4 separate regions of the Homo sapiens genome follow, and all the other regions are linked to region 2. The links are chromatin contacts, found by Hi-C or POLR2A ChIA-PET in ENCODE. All regions are on one chromosome and are shown on one strand. The core of a region is the stretch at or near the end of the contact, and the rest is flanking DNA. Distances in the headings are between cores, read along the strand shown.

The links. A loop is a pair of places that touch in the nucleus more often than their neighbours do. ChIA-PET counts read pairs that join two places held with the same protein, here RNA polymerase II (POLR2A). Pooled maps may share reads with other maps.
Region 1: a map of naive thymus-derived CD4-positive, alpha-beta T cell shows a loop between it and region 2 (11-fold over the local background). The contact joins the enhancer-like site here to the promoter of PHKB in region 2. A Hi-C loop is called at or near these places in 1 of 168 maps with a recorded cell type or tissue (naive thymus-derived CD4-positive, alpha-beta T cell), 1 of 37 single-sample maps with no recorded cell type and 7 of 50 pooled maps. POLR2A ChIA-PET finds 5 or more read pairs at or near these places in 1 of 52 experiments (activated naive CD4-positive, alpha-beta T cell).
Region 3: a loop to region 2 is called in a pooled map, with 6 times the contacts of the local background. The contact joins the enhancer-like site here to the promoter of PHKB in region 2. A Hi-C loop is called at or near these places in 3 of 37 single-sample maps with no recorded cell type and 3 of 50 pooled maps. POLR2A ChIA-PET finds 5 or more read pairs at or near these places in 2 of 52 experiments (GM12878 and activated T-cell).
Region 4: a map of IMR-90 shows a loop between it and region 2 (2.2-fold over the local background). The contact joins the enhancer-like site here to the promoter of PHKB in region 2. A Hi-C loop is called at or near these places in 1 of 168 maps with a recorded cell type or tissue (IMR-90) and 6 of 50 pooled maps. POLR2A ChIA-PET finds 5 or more read pairs at or near these places in 1 of 52 experiments (AG04449).

Annotation. Positions count from the first base shown.
Region 1 is chr16:47,778,307-47,781,006 of GRCh38, forward strand. No RefSeq gene overlaps it. Among named protein-coding and RNA genes, the nearest start is that of LINC02133, 79 kb to the right of the region's middle. RefSeq lists enhancers at 1,191-1,280, 1,341-1,690. Within about 2 kb of position 1,430, at least 7 of the 41 ENCODE cell types and tissues checked have a DNase peak (open chromatin) inside an H3K27ac peak, as active enhancers do.
Region 2 is chr16:47,459,924-47,462,623 of GRCh38, forward strand. PHKB (phosphorylase kinase regulatory subunit beta) reads left to right here and starts at 1,408. Exons shown (of 31, transcript NM_000293.3): 1 at 1,408-1,503. The coding sequence starts at 1,428. ITFG1 (integrin alpha FG-GAP repeat containing 1) reads right to left here and starts at 1,140. Exons shown (of 18, transcript NM_030790.5): 1 at 915-1,140. The coding sequence starts at 1,122. RefSeq lists a silencer at 1,049-1,518.
Region 3 is chr16:47,015,292-47,017,991 of GRCh38, forward strand. No RefSeq gene overlaps it. Among named protein-coding and RNA genes, the nearest start is that of DNAJA2-DT, 43 kb to the left of the region's middle. Within about 2 kb of position 1,385, at least 4 of the 41 ENCODE cell types and tissues checked have a DNase peak (open chromatin) inside an H3K27ac peak, as active enhancers do; they include GM12878, where a contact is called at or near this core.
Region 4 is chr16:47,731,501-47,734,200 of GRCh38, forward strand. No RefSeq gene overlaps it. Among named protein-coding and RNA genes, the nearest start is that of LINC02133, 130 kb to the right of the region's middle. RefSeq lists an enhancer at 2,214-2,700. Within about 2 kb of position 1,416, at least 4 of the 41 ENCODE cell types and tissues checked have a DNase peak (open chromatin) inside an H3K27ac peak, as active enhancers do; they include IMR-90, where a contact is called at or near this core.

The sequences.
Region 1 (2,700 bases), core at 180-2,679, 320 kb after region 2:
GAGTTCTTGGCTTCACCCAGGAAATAATTCAAGGGTGAGGTGGTGGTGGTAGCAGCTGTTATTGAAGTGGCAGTGTATGGCCGCAGCAGAGGTCCTGCTCCTTGCAGAGCAGGGCTACCCCATAAGGCAGTGCGCCCAGAGCAGCGGCTCAGGGGCAGTTCTGCAGTCACATTTATAACCACTTTTAATTATATGCAAATTAAGGGATGGAGTATTCAGAAATTTCTAGTAAGGGGCAGTAACTTCTCGTGTTGCCATGGAAAGGGGTGGTAAATCTTAGGCGTTGCCATGGCAATGGTAAACTGACATGGAACACTGGTGGGGTGTCTTATGGAAAGCTGCTTTCCATAAGACCCTGTCTTAACTAGTCCTCAATTTGGTCCAGTGTCTGAGCCTTCCTCCTACCTCACTTGGATTATGGATGTATTTTGAAGAGAAAATCACTGTGATTTGCTTATGGGTTCCATCTGGGATGGGAGAGAAAGAGGAATTGAGACTGATTCAAGGAATTGGGCATGTGGAAATACAATGTAACTCTCAATGCCCCAGTGAAGGAAGTGTCTCTGGAGCCCTCTGGAAACATATTGTTAAGGGCTGGGTTAGCAGGTCACACAAGATTGTCAAAAGACAAAATTACAACAAATTCAGTTTGAAGATCTTAATTGGTTTTTATCTGCAATTCTAGAATAAGGCAACAACTCATAAAACAAAATGAGTGTTCCGTTGAGCCAAGCAAAGGAGGTTGGTTTTATAGACAGTAAAGGGCTGAGGAAAGCAGAAACAGAACAAAAAATGGGTTGGTTGTTTCAAAGTTACTTTTCTTCTAAAGCAGAAAGAACTTTTTAAAATTATGCTGGCTTAAACTGGCCTGTTTGGAGATTTGGTTATTCTCTCTCTCTCCTGATTTCTTGGAAAGTTAGATTAACAGCTTAATTTCAGCTTGGTGGTATGGAACTTCAGCAAGAGTGACTTCAGTTTGATTTGGTTTGTTGGGCCTGGTGCAAAAGTTCAGTTCAAACAAATAAATAGCCTCCTCTAAATCTTATTTAGCATAATAAATCCCTTCCAACACTCCCATCCTCCTATGCCTGTGAATTTCTTCTCCTATATTGTACCAAGGAATTTCTGGCATTTACACTACATTCAGTGTAAGTCACCATTTAGTCCACTCTCACTCAACCAAATAAGCCACAGTTAGAACCATAGCTGTCTCCAGCACACTGAATCCAGAGAGTCTAGTAAGTGCATTCACATTGATGGATGCAGATGGAACTACAACTGCTTCTGCCTCCTGTGCACATTCTTCTGGCAAGTTATCTGGTGGCTTCTTGCTCCTGCAACCCACCTCCTCCAGGAAATGTTCCCTGAGTCATTGCCAGCACAGTGACAAGCTCCCCAGAGAGGCAGCCCACTCGTGAGCCCAGCTCACTTATCTCATCTTCCTGCGTTGGGGAGGAAACTGCCTCCAGAGACCGGAATTCCTGGGGCCTGCAGGGATACCCCCGATGCTGCAGGGGGAGGGACGGAGCTCCCAGGCCCCTTCCTACCAGAACGTTCTACAACCCCCATATAAATTCTTAGAACCCAGAGTTCCACGGAGCATGAAACAGTCATCTGCTTTCACTTTCATGTTATTGAAATCATGTGACATCACAAGGTCACAGGGCTGGACCAAGAAGGGAACAAGACTTGGATCTCCTTCCAAGGTGTGCAAGAGGGCCATGTTGTAACATATTAACAGTATCTTTCATAAAAGAGGGGAGACAGCCAGTGGTGATGAAGAGAGATTTTTTTTTTAAGTTTTCAATTAAGGAACTTGAAATTCTGAACATTTACATGTGAAATTCAGCTGCAGCATATCTGGATATAAATAATACATTGAAATTTATGTAGTTAAGCTTTACAGGAGTCGGACAAGCTCTGAAAGGATTTGCATTTCATTCCGTTTTTTAAAAAATGTGTTAACTAAAAATAAAATAATTTCAGGCATATAAAGTAACTAAGTCAGTAAGGAGAATTTGCAATAGAAAATGAGTCACATTTAATTCAGTGCCTGTGTCTTAAACCATTCATGGGATTAATTTACAGGATAAAGTCACCCTGGGGGTGGGAGAGGGAGGAGGCTGCTCTGAATTATAAGCCAGGACATTGGTTCTGGCCTCCGGATTGGTTCCATCTTATTCTTCCCTGCTCTTCTTAGAACTAGCTCTCCTTTTTGTTTAAACAATGCCTGGTAAATATTTCTGCAGCTGGAGAGGTCGCAGGTGTGGCAAAGAAGGACAGGAGGTGAGAGGAGAGGAATAGATGGGGAGACCCATAGGCTGGGCTCTCTCCACATTCATCTTTTCCTTGATCCATCGCTTAGGGCTGCTTTTCTCCTGAGTGTTCAATTCCGAGCAGGCATTCAACAGCCTTTTGGTGATTATATGAGTCTCCTGAGAGGCTATAACAAAGCATGACAAACTGGGGGCTTCAACGAAGGAAAATTTATTTGTTACAGTTCTGGAGGCCGAATTCCAAGAGCAAGGTGCAAGCTGATTCAGTGCCTGGTGAGGGTCTGTTTCCTGGTTCATAGATGGCCCCTTCTTACTGTGTCTTCCCATGACAGAAGGGGCTAGGTAGGCTCTCTAGGGTCTCTTTTTAAAGAGCACTAATCCCAGTCATGACCTGATCACTTCCCAAAGGCCGCTAATACAATCA
Region 2 (2,700 bases), core at 158-2,657:
AGGATCCTGTCAGGCAAGCTCTGAGTAGCTCTTCCTTCCTTCCTTCACAGCATTGATCTTTAAGCAGCACCTGCTTCTGTAGGTACTCAAGAACCCTAAGACCCCCTAATGCCCACTGTCAGCATCAAGATTTACAAAAAAGTTAGTTTAACGATTGTCAAAGCAAAGAATTTCCAAGAACAAGTTAGCAAAGAAAGTAGACATTTGGAACACTAAGGTGATGACCAAGATGAGGAAGGAGTACACGAAAGAACAGGCAGCTCAAGAGAGAAATTTCTGTAGTTTGAGACTGCTTTCCCAAGGAGGCATTGGGTTTATCAGTGGTCCCTGCAAAATGCTTGTGTGAGCTGTTTAGTGTTTAGGCCCTTGGAAGGGTACATTCGCTTCATAGAAAGTTGTGGCCTTGACAAAGAAAGGGGTGGGCGAATTAGGTAGGTGGGGAGGCAAGAAGAAGCCCCCTATGAGAAGAGATTGTCAGGTTGCACCTTTTCATGTTCATCAACGGGGAAGGAAGACTGAAGCAAAATAGAAAGGAATGAGTGGGCCTTGGGAGCGAACGTTGAGGCAAGCTACAAAGATTCCTAGGAATCAGGAAGCACTTTGGAAAACAGGTGATTCCATGGGGAGGAGGGGGTAAGGTGACTGGGTGAGGGCCGCAGACTTCTTAGGAACAAAACTGAGGTGCTGTCAGGGCTTTTGAGGGTAGGTCAAACTGTAGGGTAGCTGGGTCAGAACCTGGGGTTGGAAAGGGTGGTGCAAAAGGACAAGCTGTTAAGAATGCTAAAGGGAAGGCCACAGGGCTGGGAGAGAAGGACCAGGAAATGCAGAAGGACCGGCCATTGGGCAATGGGTTTGGGGAACACCGGGAGAGGCACACGGACAGCGAACAGAGGGAGGGCCCGGCAAGCACTGACTTTCCCGCAGCACGAAGAGATCCGTCTGCTTGTCGGAGTTGAGGTCCCCGAAAGCCGCAAGGGTGCCCCAGGCCTCGGCCCCAAAGAGCTCGGCCGTGACGTTGTGCAGCGCCCGCGCTGGGACCGGCCCGACTCCCAGTAGTGCAAGCCCTGCGAGGAGCGGCGAGAAGAGGGCCCAGGAGCTCGGGAGCCGGCCCGCCGCCGCCATGGCAGCCCCTCAGCCCCCGCCCGCCGGCCCAACGCCGCGCTTGACGACAGCCGCAAAGCACCGCGTTACCGGCCGAGAGAGTGGCGCGCAGCCCCGGGACGCGTAAGAGCCGCTGCCGGCTCCTTTTTCTCTCTCCCACTAGGGCTGCCCTTCCGACGCTAAAAAAGCAGTGGAGCTAGGGTGAAAGCCGCCCTCACGCTCACTTCCGGCAGGCGCGCCTCCCGACAGTGTCGTGCGGGGGGCGTGGCCCGGCATTGCTGACAGGCGGCCCCGGGGGCGGTGGCCAAGGCGGCGACCGGAGCGCGATGGCGGGGGCGGCGGGACTCACGGCAGAAGTGAGCTGGAAGGTCTTGGAGCGAAGAGCTCGGACCAAGCGCTCAGGTTTGGCTGGCTGGGGCGCCGCCCCCCACCCGAGTACCTTGGGTGGTGCTTCGCCTCAAGCGCCTTGGCGGGAGGCAGGTGGGGGCCCTGGGAATGAACCTGTGCCCCGAGTTCCTCCTTAGAAAGCAGGTGGCGGCCCTGGCCTTGTTTCTAATATCTTCCTCCACCTCTAAAAATTAGGTGGCAGAGCCAGCTCCACTCTGCGTGTGCCCCCGACTCTATTCCGCTTGTGAGCCCCACTCGGAAAGTAGGCAGCGGTCCGGACTTCCCTTAGAGTCTTCTAACTTAAAAATCGGGCGGCGGCACATTCCTGGGAAAGGGAATGTGTCTTCCCTGTGAATGTGTCTTTCCTGTGAATGTTCTCTGCAAAAGTCAGATAGCTTAATCAGACCAAGTCAGATGTAACTACGATCTGGCTGCAGAAAGCCGGCGTCTGGGCTCCTTGCTTTATGTCTTATATCCCTTTTACATTCCCCACAGGTTCTAAGCAGTAGACCTGTCATCTATCTAGCAGAAACTGAAGGAGACTGGGCCTCAGATATTGAAGAGTATAGTTAGGGCCCAGAAAGAAAAGGGCTTCTTAAGTGGCCCCAGGTTGTGTGGTTTCCAAACCCGAAAGCATAGAGGTCAGAAGGTGCCTTGCAGGCAGTTTTAACAGTTCCAAGTGTCCCGAACTGACTTGTTCAAATTGCAACGTCATGACTTGTGGCGTTATTAAAACTTCCTGTATTCCTGGTTGGCTGGATATAATCTTGAACAAAAGGCATGCACTTAAACAGGAAAGGTGAAAGGCGGAATGCAGGTTTTCAGCTAAGGAGCTTCCCTTTTAAAGAATTGATGAAGTGTCATTATTGGGGGTGGGTGTGAAAGGTGTTAGCTAGGAAAATTAACTTTGCACTTGCATTGATATTAAGAAATTATTTTCGGACGGGCGCGGTGGCTCACGCCTGTAATCCCAGCACTTTGGGAGGCCGAGGCGGGCGGATCACCTGAGGTCAGGAGTTCGAGACCAGCCTGGCCAACCTGGTAAAACCCCATCTCTACTAAAAATACAAAAATTACCTGGGCGTGGTGGCGGGCGCCTGTAACCCCAGCTACTCGGGAGTCTGAGGCAGAAGAATTGCTTGAACCTGGGAGGCGGAGGCTGCAGTGAGTGGAGGTCGCACCACTGCACTCCAGCGTGGGCGACAGAGTGAG
Region 3 (2,700 bases), core at 135-2,634, 440 kb before region 2:
ACACAGCAAAAAGTCATCATCAATGAATCAGAAACAGGCCCTTGCCAAACACCAGATCTGCTCATGCCTTATCTTGGACTTCCCAGCCTCCAGAAATATGAACAATACATTTCTGTCATTTAGAAGACATCAGTTGATGGTATTTTGTTGTAGCAGCCAAAATGGACTAAGACACATCACCAGGAATCTGGAACCAAAACTGTAGGAGCTGCGTGCCCGCAGTTCTGGCATCCTCCTTTATCCTACTCTTTGCTCATTTGCTTCCTCAGCCTACTTTCCTGATAGTTTTGACCTACAGATGACCTTGGCTTTTTCTTTGGCTAATTGCTGATGTTGCTTTTAAAATTAAAGTAATACATGCATAAGTAGAAAATGATTTCTTCCCCACTCTGGATCCCTAGTCCCCTCCACCAGGAAGCAATTTCTGTTAATAATTGTGTCTTAGACATCATCGCAGGTATTTTCTATGCATATATATCCCCATTCTGTATACAAATAAGGGCATGCAACATACATCTTTCCATTTTCACCAAAGTTTGATAAAAACTGTACCCCAAAACAGACGGGTTTATTATTTTACCTTCTTTGGCCAATGCAGAGTTCATATTAGAAAAAATCCAATAGAACCGTTTATATTTTTTCTGTAGTCTTATTCATTCTTTAGATTTTCTTTTTCTTTTTCCAAATCAGATGATCCCTTGGGAGGCATATTAAAGGGTTTAAAATTTAGATCATAAAATAAACCACTCATTTCCAATAAGTAATACAATACCACGCATTATTCAGACACACTGACCATGGTGTGTGTGGCAGGGAATGTTTTATGACTTAAAATTCACAGTGCTGTCATTCTTGCCCAAAACGAGACCAATTTCTACTTTGTGGTGGATATACAGCTGAGGTGTTCAAGAAATAGAGCATTTTCTATTGTTCTGTAGCCTATTTATTTATTTATTTTTTGAGACAGAGTCTTGCTCTGTTGCCCAGGCTGGAGTGCAGTGGCGCAATCTCGGCTCACTGCAGCCTCCGCCTCCTGGGTTCCAGCAGTTCTGCAGCCTCCGCCTCCCGGGTCGCTAGGATTACAGGGACGGACCACCACACCCAGCTAAGTTTTGTATTTTTTTAGTAGAGATGAGGTTTCACCATGTTTGCGAAGTTGGTCTCAAACTCCTGACCTCAGGTGATTGGCCAGCCTCTGCCTCCCAAAGTGCTAGGATTACAGGCGTGAGCCACCACACCTGGCCTATAACCCAATTTAACTTCTACCCAGGACCCCCAGTTGACTAAGGTTGTGGAAATGTGGCATTCTTCCCTGCCCTGGGGTATTGTCTAAGCCCCAGGGCTTCTGTAATACCAGGAAGTTGGGGTTTGTCCTCTATGTTGCCTACCAGGTGTCCACACAGCCATCCATCCACGTCTGCCTGGTCAGGTCCGGTGGACTGGTCCATGCTGTCGTGAATAGGGTCAGGGCTATTCTTCTGTGGCCTCCATTGCTGTGCACAGGCTTAGGAAGTAACTGTCACCCTCTGTGACCACATTCCCCTAGACGCCTATGTGTTCATTTCCTTTCTGGGGTTTTGCAACTTTCCCACACAGGGGAACACAGGCCTCCTATGCTCTCAGATCCTTTGCTTGCAACGTGTTTTCTTCCACAATGTCTATGGGAAAGCACTGGTTCCCATTATCCACATTCATCACTTTCCCTCTCTTCTCTTTTCTTGCCCCACCCAGTCTGCCAGCCCCTCAATCAAGGCCTCTTTTGCTTTTGTGTGGGATAAATGCAGGCAGGGGGTAGGGAAGGGCAAAGGTGAACCTTCTTCTACTACAGCGTTATTATTCTCTTCGCATTTCTTTTGGTCTTAGTTCTTTTGGTCTTAGTTCTTTTGGTCTTAGTTCTGCCCGGCTGGTCTTCTCCTTCACCTGTATCTGGTCCCATAGCAATTAGCCCTTCCTGTGACATCATGTAAAGAATAATCTAGGCTGGGAGTAGTGGCTCACAGCTGTTATCCCAGCACTTTGGGAGGCTGAGGCAGGTGGATCACCTGAGGTTCAGGAGTTGGAGACCAGCCTGGCCAACATGGTGAAATCCCATCTCTACTAAAAATACAAAAAAATTTGCCGGGTGTGGTGGCATGACCCGTAGTTCCAGCTACTCAGGAGGCTGAGGCACAAGAATCACTTGAAACCAGGAGGCAGAGGTTGCAGTGAGCCGAGATCACGCCACTGCACTCCAGCCTGGGAAACAGAGTGAGTCTCCGTTTTCAAAAACAAACAAACAAAACAAAACAAAAACAGTAAAGAATAATCTAGTAGAAATGCGCTACCTGGTGTGCATTTAATTTTCCTGAGGGCTCTATGTCCTAAAGTTTGATCTTCTTTCTGTCCCATGTCATAAGGTTAGAACGCGCAGGGTTTTGGCAAGCCTGAAGCAGAGGGCATAGATTCTGTTCTTTGTCTGTCCTGAGAAGAGAAGCCCTAAGGAGGGCAGCTCAGATGGCCCAGGTGGGAGGCGGAGCCACCGGGTCCAGAAGGTGGCCTGGATCAAGCCTTTAGTCTCAGGAGATAGAGTAGTTTCAGGTGGGGCATGGGAGGTGCCTGTGTCTCGCAGGCTCACACTGGTCCTCTCTCCCTGCTGGACAACTGGCCTTTGTGATTTCCTGCCTCTGACCCCACTTTCCAGATACTTCTGTACCAACTCCC
Region 4 (2,700 bases), core at 166-2,665, 270 kb after region 2:
TTGCAGTACTGGTGCTCCAGGAGAGAGAGCAGCAGCATGCAAGCCCTCTTAAAGCTTAGGCTCAGGACTGGGAGCACAGTTTCCACACATTCTATTGGCTACAGGAAGCCCAGATTCAAAGGATGGGGTGAAAGACTCTACCTCATGAGGGGAGGAGCCACAGATCACATTGCACAAGGCATTGATACAGGGGGGATAAAAAACTGGGGGTTTGGTTTTTGTTTGCAGTTTATCACACTGGAAGAATTTTATACAGACACTCAGATACAAACAAAAAGCTTGTTTTAGCTGCTGGAATGTATTATAGAAGCAATGATCAGAGTGGTGAGACGAGGGGTCAGAATGTAAAAGAAGATGTTTTTCCTGCACTCTAATTTTAAGCATCCTTTCTCCCAGGGTTCAACCTTGGTTATTTTGCTGTTGTTATTCTCTCCCTTCTTATTTGGCCACATTTTCAAAGAACTGGGATTTTCAGAAGCCTAAGATCATTTAAGATACAGGTTTAAATCCTGTGTGTTTGGAGTCTTTGTACTGTGCAGTTGAGTACTTTTGACTATAATAGTTATTTTTCTAAGATGTTCATACTCACTATTTCTTTGTGGCATTTGAGAAAGTCCTGTCTTCTAATTTAGGATCATCAAATTAAAAAAAATTGAAACGCTCTTCCCCACTCCTCTCCCAAAATTATCTTCTGGCAATATTTGTGGAGCTACAATTTGCACCTCCTGTGAAAGTCTTGAGACTCCAGACCTGGAGCTGCCAATTCAGGAGCCAAGGCGGATGAGGTCTGAGTGAGCTGTTGGACAGTACCTAGGAGGCCGTAGGAAGTGGTGTTGGGTCCTGTGGTAGACCAGCAGTTCTTTACATTTACATTTGCTACCTGTTAACATCACCCAGGGAGTTTTTTATTTTTTTATTTTTTTATGCCCAAGCTGCATTCCAGACTAATTAAAACAAAATCCTTGGGAGTGGAATTCAGGTATTACTATTTTTTTTTAAGTTCCTTGGGCAGTTTTAATATGCAGCCAAATTTAGGAACTAGTGAACTAAGCCAGGATTTCTCAATCTTTAATGTGCAGACAAATGACCTGGGGACCTTGTTAAAATACAGATTCTGACTCATCCTGTCTGGGGTAGGCCTGAGATTCTGCATTTTTGGTAAGTTCCTGAGTGCTGCTGATGCTGTGGGTCCTCAGACCACAGTATGACTAACAGGATGTAAAGTAGAGAGCTCAAGCAGCCTGAAAACTTTTTTTGCAGGGGGCAGGGGACTGGTCTCCTGTATGAACATAATTTGTGCCGACAATTCAAAATTAAGAGATTTCTCATAAAAATGGTTATTTCTGGTTTCTCTTAAAAAAAAAAAATGAAAGTGCCTACAATCCCCAGCTCTGCCTTTCCACACAGACTTGTGCTAAAGAGTGACTGCCCCACAGGAGGGGGTGCAGGTGACTCACCAGGGCAGGCTCTGAAATGCCTTTCCCTGCATTTGTTTATGAATAGGATGAATCTGTCTTTCATTTTTTCCATATAGACTGGCAAGTCGTCTTAGAACGCACAAGCGTACATGTGCGTCCACAGCAAAACCACGAAGTCAAAACACCAGATGATAAAGTGGAAAAGGCAAAAGGAAAAGGGAAAGAATAACAATTCTTTAAAAGTTACATGTGTTTATCAGTAAGGAAGGTTTTGGTTATATCAGAAACTTACTTGAGCTGTTTTAAGGGAAAAAATAAATGAGGGAGAGGCTGGGTGCAGTGGCTCACACCTTAATCCCAGCACTTTGGGAGGCCAAGGCAGGCAGATCACTTGAGGTCAGGAGTTTGAGACCAGCCTGACCAACAGGGTGAAGCCCTGTCTCTACTAAAACTACAAAAAATTAGCTGGGTGTGGTGGCGCACGCCTGTAGTCCCAGCTACTCTGGATGCTGAGGCAGGAGAATCGCTTGAATCTGGCAGGTGGAGATTGCCGTGAGCTGAGATCGCACCATTGCACTCCAGCCTGGATGACAGAGTGAGACCCTGCCTCAAAAAACAAAAACAAAATAAGTGAGGGAGAATTGTAAGCATAGAACGGTGCTCATGGACCCGTGATGCAGCAAGGCTTTCAGGGAAGAATAGAACCAGGGAGGGGCCTGGCTGTCAGCAAGGGGGACCCTTTCCTTGCTTTCATCTCACTCCTCTCTGGACATTCTCCTCCTCCTGTGTCTTTGCTTTCTCGTTCTCCAGTCCACACAGTAGAAAACACAGCCACCAGCAGTACCTGCGTTTACATACCAGGGGCCTTGCTATACATTCCCAATCCATATTCCTGAGGAAGAAATTATAATGGCTCAGCCTGGTAGAGGAGGAGGGACATCGCTGTTAACTGGGAGAACTGGAGGATGTCCAGCGAAGCTTCTGTTATGCTAAGGAAACTTATTGCAATTAAGCATAAACATTGAGCCATCCTATGTGGAGAGAATGAATGCGCTGAAATTCTAGAATGGCCCCAGCCCATCCCAGAGGCAGGGGATAGACAACGAGGTGTCTCGACTCCTTTGCTCCTATGGCATCTTTGCCTTTTGAAGGAGAATCTGTCCAGTTGCAGAGTCAACTATTTCTCAATAATGATAATAATAATAATAATCCTGAAGATGCAGCAAGACCAGCAGTGCTTCACTGATTTTTTTTCCTTTCCAAAAGGCATGCAGAGCATGAT